2 separate regions of the Mus musculus genome follow, and region 1 is linked to region 2. The links are chromatin contacts, found by Hi-C or POLR2A ChIA-PET in ENCODE. All regions are on one chromosome and are shown on one strand. Each heading gives the region's core, a stretch centred on a gene start or an enhancer-like site at or near the end of the contact. The rest is flanking DNA. Distances are from core to core; before and after follow the strand shown.

The links. Hi-C counts contacts between places; a loop is a spot of excess contacts on that map. ChIA-PET counts read pairs that join two places held with the same protein, here RNA polymerase II (POLR2A).
Region 1: a map of left cerebral cortex shows a loop between it and region 2 (2.0-fold over the local background). The contact joins the enhancer-like site here to the promoter of Sash1 in region 2. A Hi-C loop is called at or near these places in 2 of 37 maps with a recorded cell type or tissue (heart and left cerebral cortex). POLR2A ChIA-PET finds 5 or more read pairs at or near these places in 3 of 5 experiments (Patski and embryonic stem cell).

What each region holds. Positions count from the first base shown.
Region 1 is chr10:8,925,928-8,932,651 of GRCm38, forward strand. It overlaps a transcript of Sash1 not described here. Among named protein-coding and RNA genes, the nearest start is that of Sash1, 43 kb to the left of the region's middle. Within about 2 kb of position 3,240, at least 1 of the 3 ENCODE cell types and tissues checked has a DNase peak (open chromatin) inside an H3K27ac peak, as active enhancers do; it is left cerebral cortex, where a contact is called at or near this core.
Region 2 is chr10:8,883,698-8,889,827 of GRCm38, forward strand. Sash1 (SAM and SH3 domain containing 1) reads right to left here and starts at 2,373. Exons shown (of 20, transcript NM_175155.4): 1 at 2,027-2,373. The coding sequence starts at 2,161.

The DNA.
Region 1 (6,724 bases), core at 1,990-4,489, 43 kb after region 2:
TCTCTTCTCTTCTTTTCTTTCTCTCCTCTCCTCTCCTCTCCTCTCCTCTCCTCTCCTCTCCTCTCCTCTCCTTTTCTTTTCTTTTCTTTTTTAAATCTTTTAATTTATATTTTTGAAAAATTTACACAATATATTTTGATTAGTCATCCTCTTCCCCCAGTTCATTCCAGATCATGCCCCACCTCCTGACACTCAGCCACTGTTCCCCTCTCTTTAAAAACAAAGAAAAACAAACAGTGCTTCCCCTCCACTCAAAAACCAAAACACCTTGGAGTCCAGTTTGTGTTAGTCAACTACTCCTAGGCCTGGAGCCTGCCCTGGAGTGTGGTAGATATACCAGTGGTAGCTTCACTGAAGAAAACAAACCTTTCTGCTCACTGCAGCAATCTAATGCCAACAGCTCCTTCACTAGGGATGGGACTCGGTGCCCACTTGTGTCCCACTCTGGCTTTAGGTTGGGCAGGTCCATGGCTATCACAGTCTCTGTGCATCTATCTGTCTTACTGTGTTGGAAAATACTTTTTTCCTTGCGGTCCTCCCCTACCACCTCTGACATTTACAATTTTCCCACTTCCTCTTTCACATAGATAGATTCCCTGAGCCTTGAGGGCAGGGCTGCGATATAGACATCCCATTTAGGACTGAGTGCTGCAAAGGCTTTTTTCTGTCTCTGCACATTGTTCCTGTGTGGGTGTTGTTTAGTTATTGTCTGTAAGAAGAAGTTTCTCTAACAGGCTGAGCATTGGTCTATGGGTATAACAATGTATCTTTAGGAGTGATTTTTATTTCCATGTCTGTTTGACAGAGTCATAGTAATAAGTCTCTGTCCCTAGGGTCCCTGGCCTATACAGCTCAGGTTCTTGGCCTCAACAGTGTTGGGGATGGCTTCTGTCTTATGGAGAAGGACTTGCATTCAATAGAATGTGGCTGTTTATATTCCCATAATAGTCAAGGTACAATGTATCAGAAATCCTAGTGCTTAACTTTGAGGTATCATGTACAATGGAACCAAAGATTAACATCTAAACGGTGTTGGCTGTGCTCTCAGATAAAAATAGTCATCATGGCTTCATGAACACGTAAGACTCTTCACTGCAGTCATGGCTTGTTCTTGTGTTTAACATGTGAATGCTGCCAGGACAGATCTGAAATCACCATCAGGTAATATATTAACAAGCAGCATCCCAGTGTCGGAACTGAACCATGGAGTACTTGTATACAGCTCATTGCCCTTGGGCCAGTGAGCTAGCTCAGTAGATGAGGACATTTGCCATCAAGGGTAAAGATCTAAGTTTGATGTCAGGGATCCAGATTTGGGGCAGGGGGTGGGGGGGGGGTGGAGAAAGGAACTGACTCCTAGCAGATGTCTTCTTAGCTTGACAGGTGTAACTTACATGTGTGTGTGTACACACACAATGGAAAGCTCATTGCTCTTGGCCTTAGTTTCTATTTTTCACATGTTTTCCAAATCCAAGAGCCTTGCTAGTGTCAGCAATCTAGAGCTAGATCTCTGAAGCTGACTGGTCTTATCAAGAAGCTGATTTTCCCATGACAAAGGCCACTACTGGTGACCATGAAGATCTGAGGCTCCCCATAGAACCTCCTTCAGACAGATGCACTTGAGGCCTGGAGACAGACAAGGGATGAGTCTGCCCTCTTACTACTCTATCCCAAAGCCATAGAAAAGGACAGCGATGACAGAAAATGAAGTGAGAGGCAGCTCTGGAGACAGTGACGTAATCTGTAATCAGGGAGTTTTGGGTCAATCAAGTCTTCAGCAAGGGACGACCAACTCACAACGTTTGCATAGGGTGATTTCACTCTTGCTCCACCTTGAGCCAATAGTGGTAGGTTCCTTCCATTTCTCATCATGCACTCACAATGTGCTAGGTGACTTGGGCTAGGAATGCTCCCTAGAACTTGACACTGCCCATTGTCTTCTTTTCTCATTGTCCTTCTTTGGTGTAGTAAAAACCAAAGGTGCGGGTAGGGGGGTGAGGTGGGCAGGGATGCCCTTAAATTGTGCTTCCATGAGACTCAGCAGTTTCTTTTGACTGACTACCTAGCAGTCTAAAGATCAGAAGGTAAACTCTATGTGCCCTGTCTTGTTTGGCAACCATACCTGGCTACAGACGATTTTGTCAATGTGCTACGTTCACTGTTAATCTAACTGCTAGCAAGACCCATTTTTCTGGCCTTAAAGTAGACCAAAAGTTGAGTGGTGTGTGTGTGTGTGTGTGTGTGTGTGTGTGTGTGTGTGTCTGTGTGTGTGTATGTGATGTGCATTCGGGTACACTTGTTCAGGAATGCACATTCCATGTATGTCTGTATATTGGCTTGAAGACTGAAATCCAGTTTACTGAGAAGTAGAAACCTGCAGAATTAAAATATTCTTGAACTCCAGAGAAAAATGACCATGGGTATATAGCAGACAAGTATGAATATAGTGGTTCTGGGGGTCAGAGGTCAAATGACTTGCCACACAAGCCTGATGACATGAGTTCAATCCCTGGAGCCTACCTAAAAAACTGCATGTGGTATCTCCCAGCACAACATTCCTGTGCCAAGATGAAAGGGCAGAGCCAGGAGTGTTGGCCAAGAGCTCATGGGCCAGCTAGCCTGGAGAAGGATGCACAGCTGTAGAGACTCAGGCTCAAACAAGGTATAAATTGAGAACTAATTTCAAAAAGGTATCCTTTGTCCTTCATACACTGGCACCCACATGCCTGCCCCTGTATGTGCACACCCACAGATTTATGAAGTGAGAAGGTGTTTTTAGCCGAGAGATGGCCTCCTGTTTTGTGTAAAGATGAATATTCGGCCGGAGCTTTTCCTTCTACTTCCTTGTAGATTTCCAATTATGTTCAGTTTTAAGTACCTGATCTTTTAAAGCCCCTGTATGCTGCTTCTGGTTAAGTCTTCCTTTTGGAACAGTCTATGTTTCCCGGATGTGCTAGTGGTAAGGGAGGGAGCAGGGCTCATGTTATGGGCAAATCCCAGGGCCACTCTTCTGCCTACTCTGCCTTCTCTAAGTGATTGAAAAGCGCACTTGACACACATTCCTTTTCTAGAGATCAAGCCATAATTAAATCCAGGAAACCTTGCTGACGGTGGAGCCCGCAGGTGTTAGATTTGCTATTTGTTCTTGCAAAAGCCCACAGTTCTGGTTTGTATGTGGCTGCCACTGGCAGGGCCAGTTAAGGTGACTCTGAAATGTTTGTTCTGCCTGCCGTTCATTTTGTTTGGTGAAAATGAAAGCCTGCCAGCAGAGTGGAGCTGCTTGGAATACAGATGTAGGCATTTTCTTACAAAACTCAAGAAGACTAAAGGTTAGTTCCCTACTGGGCCAACAAATAAGAAACCATCACTGAGCAGTTAAGAATAGGTAAATACAAACGGCTCTTGCAAGGGGGAGATGTCTGGTGGAATGCCTGTGTGGAACGCAGGCTTAACAGCTTCATCAAAGAGAATGTGTTAAATGCTCATTAACTAAATGTACAAATGATTCCCAATTGGGAGGTGTTACAAACAACAGAGGAAACACACACACACACACACACACACACACACACACTAATTACATGCATGTATGCACACAAAGCAGAAAATGCAGTAAACGTCGGCTTGGCAAACAGACCTGAGATTAAATCGTCATAAATATAGACAGCAGCAACATATGCTCCCTCCAGAGTTAAGTTGAGAATTCTTGAATGGCAAGATTCAGGATTGGCAGGATGGCTTAGTGGCACTTGTTGAGGTTCGGTCTTTTGCTATGTATTGTAATGTTAAATACTGACCCCCCCCCCCCCCCATGACAAGGACAAAAGAGAAACTGCATGCAGACCCAAACAATGCTATGTAACTTTGTTCCCCGACTGGCAAATAAAGATGCCTGCAGCCTATAGTTGGGCAGAAGAGAGATAGGCAGGGTTTTGGTTCCTGGGCTTGGGGTTTGAGGAGGACCACAGGGGAAGAGAGAGAATGGAGGAGGAAGATGCCATTGAGTAGGTGAGTCATGAAAACATGGCCATGAGGGCTGGCCAAATGGAGTGAAGAGCAGCCCAGATGGAACATGACAAGTTGTAATGGGGTTATTAGTGGGGAAGTAGATTCTAATAGTTTAAAGGATAAATACCTGTCCAGCTCTAGTGCTGATGAAGGCTTATTATAAATATAAAGGTTTGTGTTTTTTATCTGGGAACTGAATGATCAAAGAGAGAGGAGAAAAACTCACTAAGATTAAATATCTACTACAACAGGTAGTAGATATTTTGCTTGTTGCTAAGTCCTCAATTTGATATCCTGAACTCACAAGGTGAAAGGTAAGAACAGACTCTGACCTCCACACGAGAACTGTAGCTCATGTAGACTCAAGAGTGCCTGTACATGCATATACCCATATACATGCACACACACATATACATGCATATACACACATACACATGTGAAAACAAATAGCTATTCTTCACTTCTGATGAATGTTTTTGGGATTCTCCAAGGAAGGTTGTGGCTGAGGGGGCAGAGACACTAACATCTTCACACTTAGAGGGGAAAGTCTGGGGGTCCCCAACACTGTTACAACTATCATCGGAGAAGGCCTGATGCTGACATGCCTCTAGACTCAAGATTTGTAACCAAAGTCCTTTATTTTCCAAGATTTTAAGGAGACATCAGCCTATACCATCCTCTGTAGTGGAGGGAAGGTAAACCTGGACCTGGATCACACTGGACCTGGATCACACTGGCACCCTTCATTGCCTCTCTGGTTCCCCAGAAGCCACTATGAAGACTCCTCAAGGTTACTTTGGGTATTACATAGGTATCTTCAGGGAACTGGGGAATGACCAGGACCCTCTGTCTCATCCTGATACTGTCAGAGAGCTGGGACAAAAGCCAAACTTCTGTTCTCATCTCACCTCAGATGTGACTCTTTGGACTTTGTATGCAGGCTCTTGGGACAACACACACACACACACACACACACACACACACACACACACACACACACAGTAGCCAGGTAATAGGCAGAGGCATGTGGAGGACTGGGTGACATAGTACCTGAGCTGTAGTTCTGTGTCTGCTGTTCAAGTCTTTGTACCTCACTGGATTATAGATCCTTGGTTAGCTTGGGGCTTTGCTATGGACTGAATTGGGTACCCTTCTAGATTTATATGTTGATGTGGAGAGAGGGTTTTAGAATGGGTGCTTGTGTCCAAATGAGGTCATCATAGTGGATTTCAAGTCAATGGGAATGGTGACTTTATAACATGACATTAGGACATGGTCATATGTAGGGAATGACACATGAGCATACAGGAAGAAAATGGCCTCCTCCAAGCCAAAAGGAAAGGCTCCAGAAATAACCAATCCTGTTGATACGTCATCTTAGACTTGCAGCCTCTGGAACAGGGAAAATAAATTCCTGTGACATAAGTCATTCAGACCATGGATTTTCTATAGCAGCTTTAGGTACTAATATAGAATTTTAAAAGAAGGGGGCATGAAGCAGAGACAAAGAGGTCTTTAATCCCATGATGCCGAGAAACATTTTAGAGGAATGATATATTCACTACAACCATGACGATGATGACAACAATGACGACAACGATGATTACCACCACCACCGCTGCCAACACTGCCACTACTGATGCCCAAACAGGGACTTATGTATCCCATACTGGCTTCAAATTGCTACATAAAGAGGATTACATTGAACTTCTGATTGTCCTGCCTACAGCTCTAGGGTGCTGGTATTGCAGGTATATAATACCATGTGGTGCTGGGGATCTTTATTGCTTGCTAAGCAAGCACACTTATCAACTAGACACACCCTTTAGTTCAAGGATCGATCCTTTAGGAAGGATTCAGTCTTGATGTATGATATAAGAAAGTTAACAAGCACTGTCTATGCCTAGGTAGTGCAAAAGTTCCTCTCAAAGCCAAATTTCAACTCTAACAAACAGGACCTATTCAATCTCTAACACACACAGGCAGCTTGAGGTTATGGTAATTCAGGGAGAATCTGGGACACCTGCTTGTTACAGGTCACCAGATCTCAAGTCCAGACGTCTGGCCACCCTCACTTTTTGAAGGCTGTGCTGAGAATTGGTAGAGCTGCTTTGATCACGTGGTTGAGCACAGTACAAGCCGGGCCAGGATTGCAAGCCTGACATGCTCAGAACATTTCATTTTCACCTAAAAGTCAAGTCGGGGGCTGAGCAGATGGCTCAACCTGTCGAGAGTTCGTCCTGTAAGGGTGAGCACCATACTCTCCAGCAGCCACATAGAAGTTTGGTGGGTACAGTGGCCCATTTGTAGTCCCAGTGTCAGGATGTGGAGAGCAAGCTGGCTACCCAGACTGACTAAATCACTGAGCTCTGGCCTCTATGTTAAGGTGGAGACAAGAGCAGACACCCAGTGGCAACCTCTACTGTCTGAACTTGTACCCACATACATATGCACATACATCTGTACCTGTGCAGGTGTGTATACCTACATGTATCACACACATGTGAAAGTGTACTTGTACATAGGAATACCACATGCACATACATACATGCTTTAAAAATGAAAATAAAGCTAGGGTCAAAATCTTTTATTGGAGCTATCAATGAAACTCTATGCATGGACCATATATATGGAACCATCATTGATGAAACCCCACACGGACATTGCATATAGATCTCCTTGAAATGTGTGGAAATTTATGGGAAGGATAAAAAGA
Region 2 (6,130 bases), core at 1,123-3,622:
AAAGGAAATGGAGACTGTATAAAGGACAGGAGAAGGGCTGGACCATACTGACGTTCTCTCCTGCTTCACACTCAACTCCAGGCTGAGTAAGAAAACATCTATTTTCTCTTTCATCTGCTCTTTGAATACCAGGTTTGATCTTCTAGGGCCCCACCCCTTCTTTTACCTCAGCCAAAGAACACTCAGCTACAGCTACCCCGACAGGGCTGGAATCTGCCAGGGAAAGGGATGCAAATATTCAGAAAGGGTGACCTGCCAATCCTCCTCCCCAAACAGCACTCGGTGTGACTTTCACTTTTCCCAGCACTCCCCTCCCCCACCCACCCACCCAGGGCACACCCACCTAAAGGATGGCAACAGGAGATACTATCAAACCAGCATTCTCTGACTGAAAAGTCAGAGTGGCTTCTGGGCAAGAACCAAGATAAGGTGTCTGCCGGTCTAAAACTTAAGATTGTCTGTCACCACTCACAAAACAATCGCTTGATTTCCTGCAATTCAACTGAGCATTGTATGTATCTCTGAAAAAGTTTAGGAAACGCAACAGATTTTAAATCCAAAAGACTTACGTACACAGCATACATACATAAAATTCTAACGTAGGTAAATATGTCTTTTATTATGTATTTGAAAGCACAGACAGAAATCTTTAACCCAGGAAAATGAGATACACTGAACTTCAAGATGTCCAAAAAGATGAGACATAGGCTCTATTTGCAAGAAAAAATATATACAGAGCTGTATTCATTGACCATCTACCATTCATCTGGCAATATGCTGAGTGCATCATACACATGGACATAGTGCCTCTCATAAAACCCAAGACACATGTCTTCCTGTTTTTCAAGTGAATTGGAGAGTCAGGAGTGAATGACCTTGATATGGTAATTGTAGACAGACAACTGGGGAGCAGGGATTTGAACCAGGCTAACTAACTTCAAAGCCCAAGACTTTAACCACTATGGAGAAAACTAAACACTGTATCGTGCCCAAAGAGGCACTGCTAAAACCCTGGGGAGCAGGGATTTGAACCAGACTAACTCGCTCCAAAGCCCAAGACCTTAACCACTATGAAGAAAACTATATCGTTCCTAAAGAGACACGGCTAACACCAGAGACACGGCTAACACCCTATCCATCCAAGGTAAAATTTCATCCTCAGTAGAACTACTTTCCAGAACTAAGATAAATCCATAGGCAGTTTTAACCACTGGCCAGTTCAAAACCTCTTTTGGGGGGGTTTGGTTGGTTGGTTGGTTTTGGTTTTTGGGTTTTTTTGTTTGTTTGTTTTGTTTTGTTTTGTTTTTGATTTTGGGTTTTTTTTGTTGTTGTTTTTGTTTTGTTTTTGTTTTTGGGGGATTGTTTTGTTTTGTTTTCGAGACAGATTTTCTCTGTGTAGTCCTGGCTGTCCTGGAACTCACTCTGTAGACCAGGCTGGCCTCGAACTCAGAAATTCGACTGCCTCTGCCACCCAGGTGCTGGAATTAAAGGCGTGCGCCACCACGCCCGGCAGTTCAAAACCCCTTATCAGCACAGATTCAGCAATATATGCCTTATTGTTCTCAGCGCCAAACATATAAAACAAATATCCTGTAATTCTACAAACTAGAAGAGCTGAGGGCAGAGCAAGTAAACACCGTGGTAGTTCTGCACAAGGAAACGGTTGTTTTCCTCTCATGGGCACAGGACAAGCCCTGTGCGGATAAACATCAATACCGAGAGGCCATGAGGAGTCCACTCGCCAAATATTTACAAGTAGTATTTACATCTACTCTTTCTGGCTTTTTCCACGCCAACTTTTCTAAGCAGGTGTCCCTAATTACAGTCGATTGTTCAAGAGGTGTCTCTGATGTGACCCGACAAGTAGGGGTTTTTTTTTTTTGTTTGGTTGGTTTGGTTTGGTTTGGTTTTTCTAAATTACAGTTTCAACCCCTATATAGAGAATACAGCGGAAAGAAGAAGGGTGACCAATAGGTGGGCGAGGGGTGAGCCCCGCTTCCCCCGCCTGCCTCCCCAGGTAGCTCACCAGGATGCCCATCACGTCGGTCCAGAGGCGGGAGATTGACTCGGAGACACCGGCCTCGGGCTCCAGCTCCCGGGCGGGATCCACCTCCGGCTCAGGCTCCGGCGCCGGGCTAGCAGCTCCCGCGTCCTCCTCCATGGCCGCGTCCCCGTGCGTCCGCGTCCGGGTCCCCGCGCTGCCCACCGCTCGCAGCAGCGCGTCGGCCGACGGGGCGCAAGTTCCCCGCCCGCGGCGTCACCGGGCCGCGCCCCCGCGTCGCATGCCCCAGGCTCCGCTGGGTACGAGCACCACTGCCAGGACTGGCACCTCGATCCCGGGCGACCGCGATTGACAACTCCAGAAACTTTTCCTAGCCCGGCCCCGCGCAGCAACAGGGTAGCTGGAGCAGAGTCCACAACACTGGCTGCGGCGGGGAGTTCACGGGACCAGGGAGACAAGAGCCACACCGCACGGGTGCTGCGTCCTGCTTCGGGGACCGGCTCCGGGTGGCACACCACTCGCCTCTACTGGAGAGTTTGTGCAGGGCTGGGCAGGGGACAGTGACGCCTGTGGACCCGGGCTAATTAGTCCTGGACCCCTCTCTTTAGAATGAGCTCTTCCAACTCCACATGACTCCCTCCCCTCCAGGCTCAAGAAAGCGTTTAGCAACAAAAGGTGCTCTGATGTCAGGCGCTTTGCATGGAAATGAGCCTCAGCCTGGCCAACAAATCGCCTTTTGAAAGCGCCACCGCGCCACGGGCCCGGGGCCCTGCACAAGTCCCCAATCGCGCCATTCACCCGCGCCTTCCGCCACTGAAACTGCAGAAAGTTAATCTTTAAGCCGCTCGCTGAGTTCGAGTTTAAGAGGAGTCCGTATGGTGACAACCCCTGGAATTACAGTCCTGTCTGTCAGGCTTCTTGGAAAACAAAGTGTGACAAAGCTCGCCTGGTCACGAGCCATTGTTTGGGTCGTAAGTCCGGGCGTTTCGGCTCCCGAGTGGCCGCAGTGCTGTGCACTTCTAGGGTTTTCGGATACTTAAATGAGACCCTCTCTGAGCTGTAAGGGTGTGTTTTGTTTTGTTTTGTTTTGTTTTGTTTTGTTTTGTTTTGTTTTGTTTTGTTTTACGTGGAAGAAACAGGCAAGGGGTATGTTCAAAATAAAAGTTAATTTTATGGCCGCTAAGCCCATGCACAGTTCAGGCCTCGATATGTTAATCAAGTGAAAATGCCAGAGGGAAATATCCCTGAAGAGGTCCTTTTTCCCTCTTCTCCCCCTCCTCCTCCTTTTAAAAACCAATCAAAAAATTTTTTCTAAGAGATGACAGTGCCTATCCTATTTGATTTTGTGGCTGCTCACTTTGTGAAACTAAAGAAACCCACGGAATCTGCCCCTTATTAAGGAGGTGGAGTGGAGAGGGGATGAAGTGAGGGTCCCCCGGATAGAACAATTACTTCTGAAGTGTCTTCATCTCTTTCTCAGCTTTCATACATTGAGAACAGCAGTCTAAGTAATGGGTGAATAGCTCTCACCCACAATGTCAAAACGTAAAAAGAAGTAAAACCCTAGCATAGCAGTATGGGCCTATAAGGCTGGGAAGTAGAGACATCGGGATTTTCGTGGCTTTAGTGGCTGCCATTCCAGACAGCTGGTAAGCTCCAGGTTCATGGAGAGATTGATCATGTCTCAAAAAATAAGGTGGTGTATGGTAGAGAAAGACACCTGACATCACTCTGCCGTCCACAGGTATGTGTATAAGTGAATGTACACACACAAGATTTTACCACCCCTTCTCAAACTTTTTTGGTTGGGAGGGTAGTGTGTGTGTGTGTGTGTGTGTGTGTGTGTGTGTGTGTGTGTGGTGTAGTGTAGTAACTGAAGAAGAGCCCTAGAGTCTGAATCAGTGGAGCCAGGCCAGAAGTTTCTCTGGGCTAATGCAGTTCCAGATGTTGGGATTCAGGGCTGGGAGGAGTGAACTAGGTGCCCATTTAACATTTCAAAGTGGACCTGGCCTCTAGATTTTTCCAGAATCCCTCAGTCCCCTTTGCCTGGCCCTAGCCTACCAGACCTGGGCTTCCCCTCCCCCAGGGGCTCTTCCCTATATAATCAGACATTTTGTTTTCTCTCCTTCCTCCGTCCTTCCCTCCCTCCGTCTATTTCTCCCTCAACACTCACTCTCTCTCTCTCTCTCTCTCTCTCTCTCTCTCTCTCTCTCTCTCTCTGCATCCTCTTTCTTAATTTCTCCCCCCCCCCACCCTCTTCCTTTCTGCATGGTGACTTTCCCTGGTCTTGTTCCTTGGGACTGGTGAACCGATTGAGAGCTGCCCCCCAATAAACCTGCCTTTCGAACTTAATTTGTCTTGAATTGGTTTATCCTGTCGTCGGAGAAACCTGTGTCCCAGCTGCCAGCTGCACTGGTGCTGTCTGATGCTAGGAGTCGAAACAAACTCCACTAAGGAAGAAAATGGTTTTATCTATAAAGACACCAAAATAAATGGTGAGAAAAGGAAAATAGACTTTATAGGGATCTTTAAGGTGGAGACATGCAGTCTGCTCTCTGCATAAAAGCCTACAGAGTGAGTTATGCAAGCAGGAGTGGGGTTGGGTCTAAGAAGAACCCATCCAGACACCAATCAGGACTCTATGTCTTTTTGACTCAGATGACCTGAGGGCCTTTCCATGCTACCGTTTCCCTATCCAAGAGGAAGTAAAGTCAAGCTAATTGCTACCCGGCTGGCCCTTCAGAGGCCAGGATGCTTCCAGGTCACCTAAAGCTAGCAAGGCCTTGCTGTAACACATGAGCTACATCTGAACCTTAGCTAGCATTTGGCGCTTATAGCAGGCTGCCCTTTAATCTGCTTCACAGTGAGCTCCCTTTCCTGGCAGTGCCTCTCACCTGGCTGGGGGAAGGAGATAGACAATATGTTGGGGGTGGGCATATGGCTATGTCTATGGTGGCAAATTACATTTTTGCCTGACTGTCTAGTGACCCCTCTACTTCTGGAACAGATAATTTTGACCAGGGGCTTAGTGGTTAAGAGCACTGACTGTTCTTCCAGAGGTCCTGAGTTCAATTCCCAGTAGCCGCATGGTGGCTCACAACCATCTGTAATGGGATCCGATGCCCTCTTCTAGAATCTCTGAAGACAGCTACAGTGTACTCATATAAATAAAATAATAATAATAATAAAGGTGAAACAGAAGTGTTTGTCTCTCTCTCTCTGTCTCTATCTATCTTTGTGTGTGTGTGTGTGTGTGTGTGTGTGTGTGTGTTCTGTCTATTTTTAATGACTTAAGCTTATACACCCCAACACAGACAGAAAGATCAGGAGTTAAAGGCTGGCTTTGGCTATATAAAACACTCAAAAATAATAAACAAACAAACATAAGTAAATGCTGAATCTCCTTATCAAATTTCATGAACTAACTTAAAATGTAACTAAACATTGCCCGAAAATGAGTCTTTTCTCCTACAAATGCCTTCCCAGGTCTTTAAACTATTCCTTTTCCTTTATCAAAGAATTACAATCATCCCTCATCTTCATTTTTCATCTGATTTTGGTCTATGTTTGATTTCCACAAACCCTGTCAAGGTAAGGAAAGTGTAAACTCTGGAGAGAGAACACTAAGATCCTATGGCTCCACGATGCCCTTTCCACCCAGGCTCTCTTCCAGCTTGGCCAATGCTTTTGTTTGTTGATATTATGGATGGTGGTGCTTTGAATAAGAATGGACCCTGTCGGCTCCAGTGTTTGAATGCTTAGACAACTGAGAGTGGTGCTGTTTGGAGGGATTTGGAGGATTTAGGAGTTGAGCCCTAGTTAAAGTAGGTGTGGCCTTGTTGCACCGGAGGATAGGAACTAAACCTCTGAAACAAAAAGCAATTAAATGCTTTCTTCTATGAGAGTTTCTGTGGTCCTGGTGATGGTTTGAATAAGAATGGCCCTCTTTGGCTCCCGTATTTGAATGCTAAATCACCAGGGAGTGGTGCTATCTGAAAGGATTAGGATTAAGAATTGAGTCTTTGCCAGGATGGTGCTGGCTCACTCCTTTAATCCCAGCATCTGGGAGGCAGAGGCAGGCAGATTTCTGAGTTCGAGGCCAGCCTGGTCTACAGAGTGAGTTCCAGG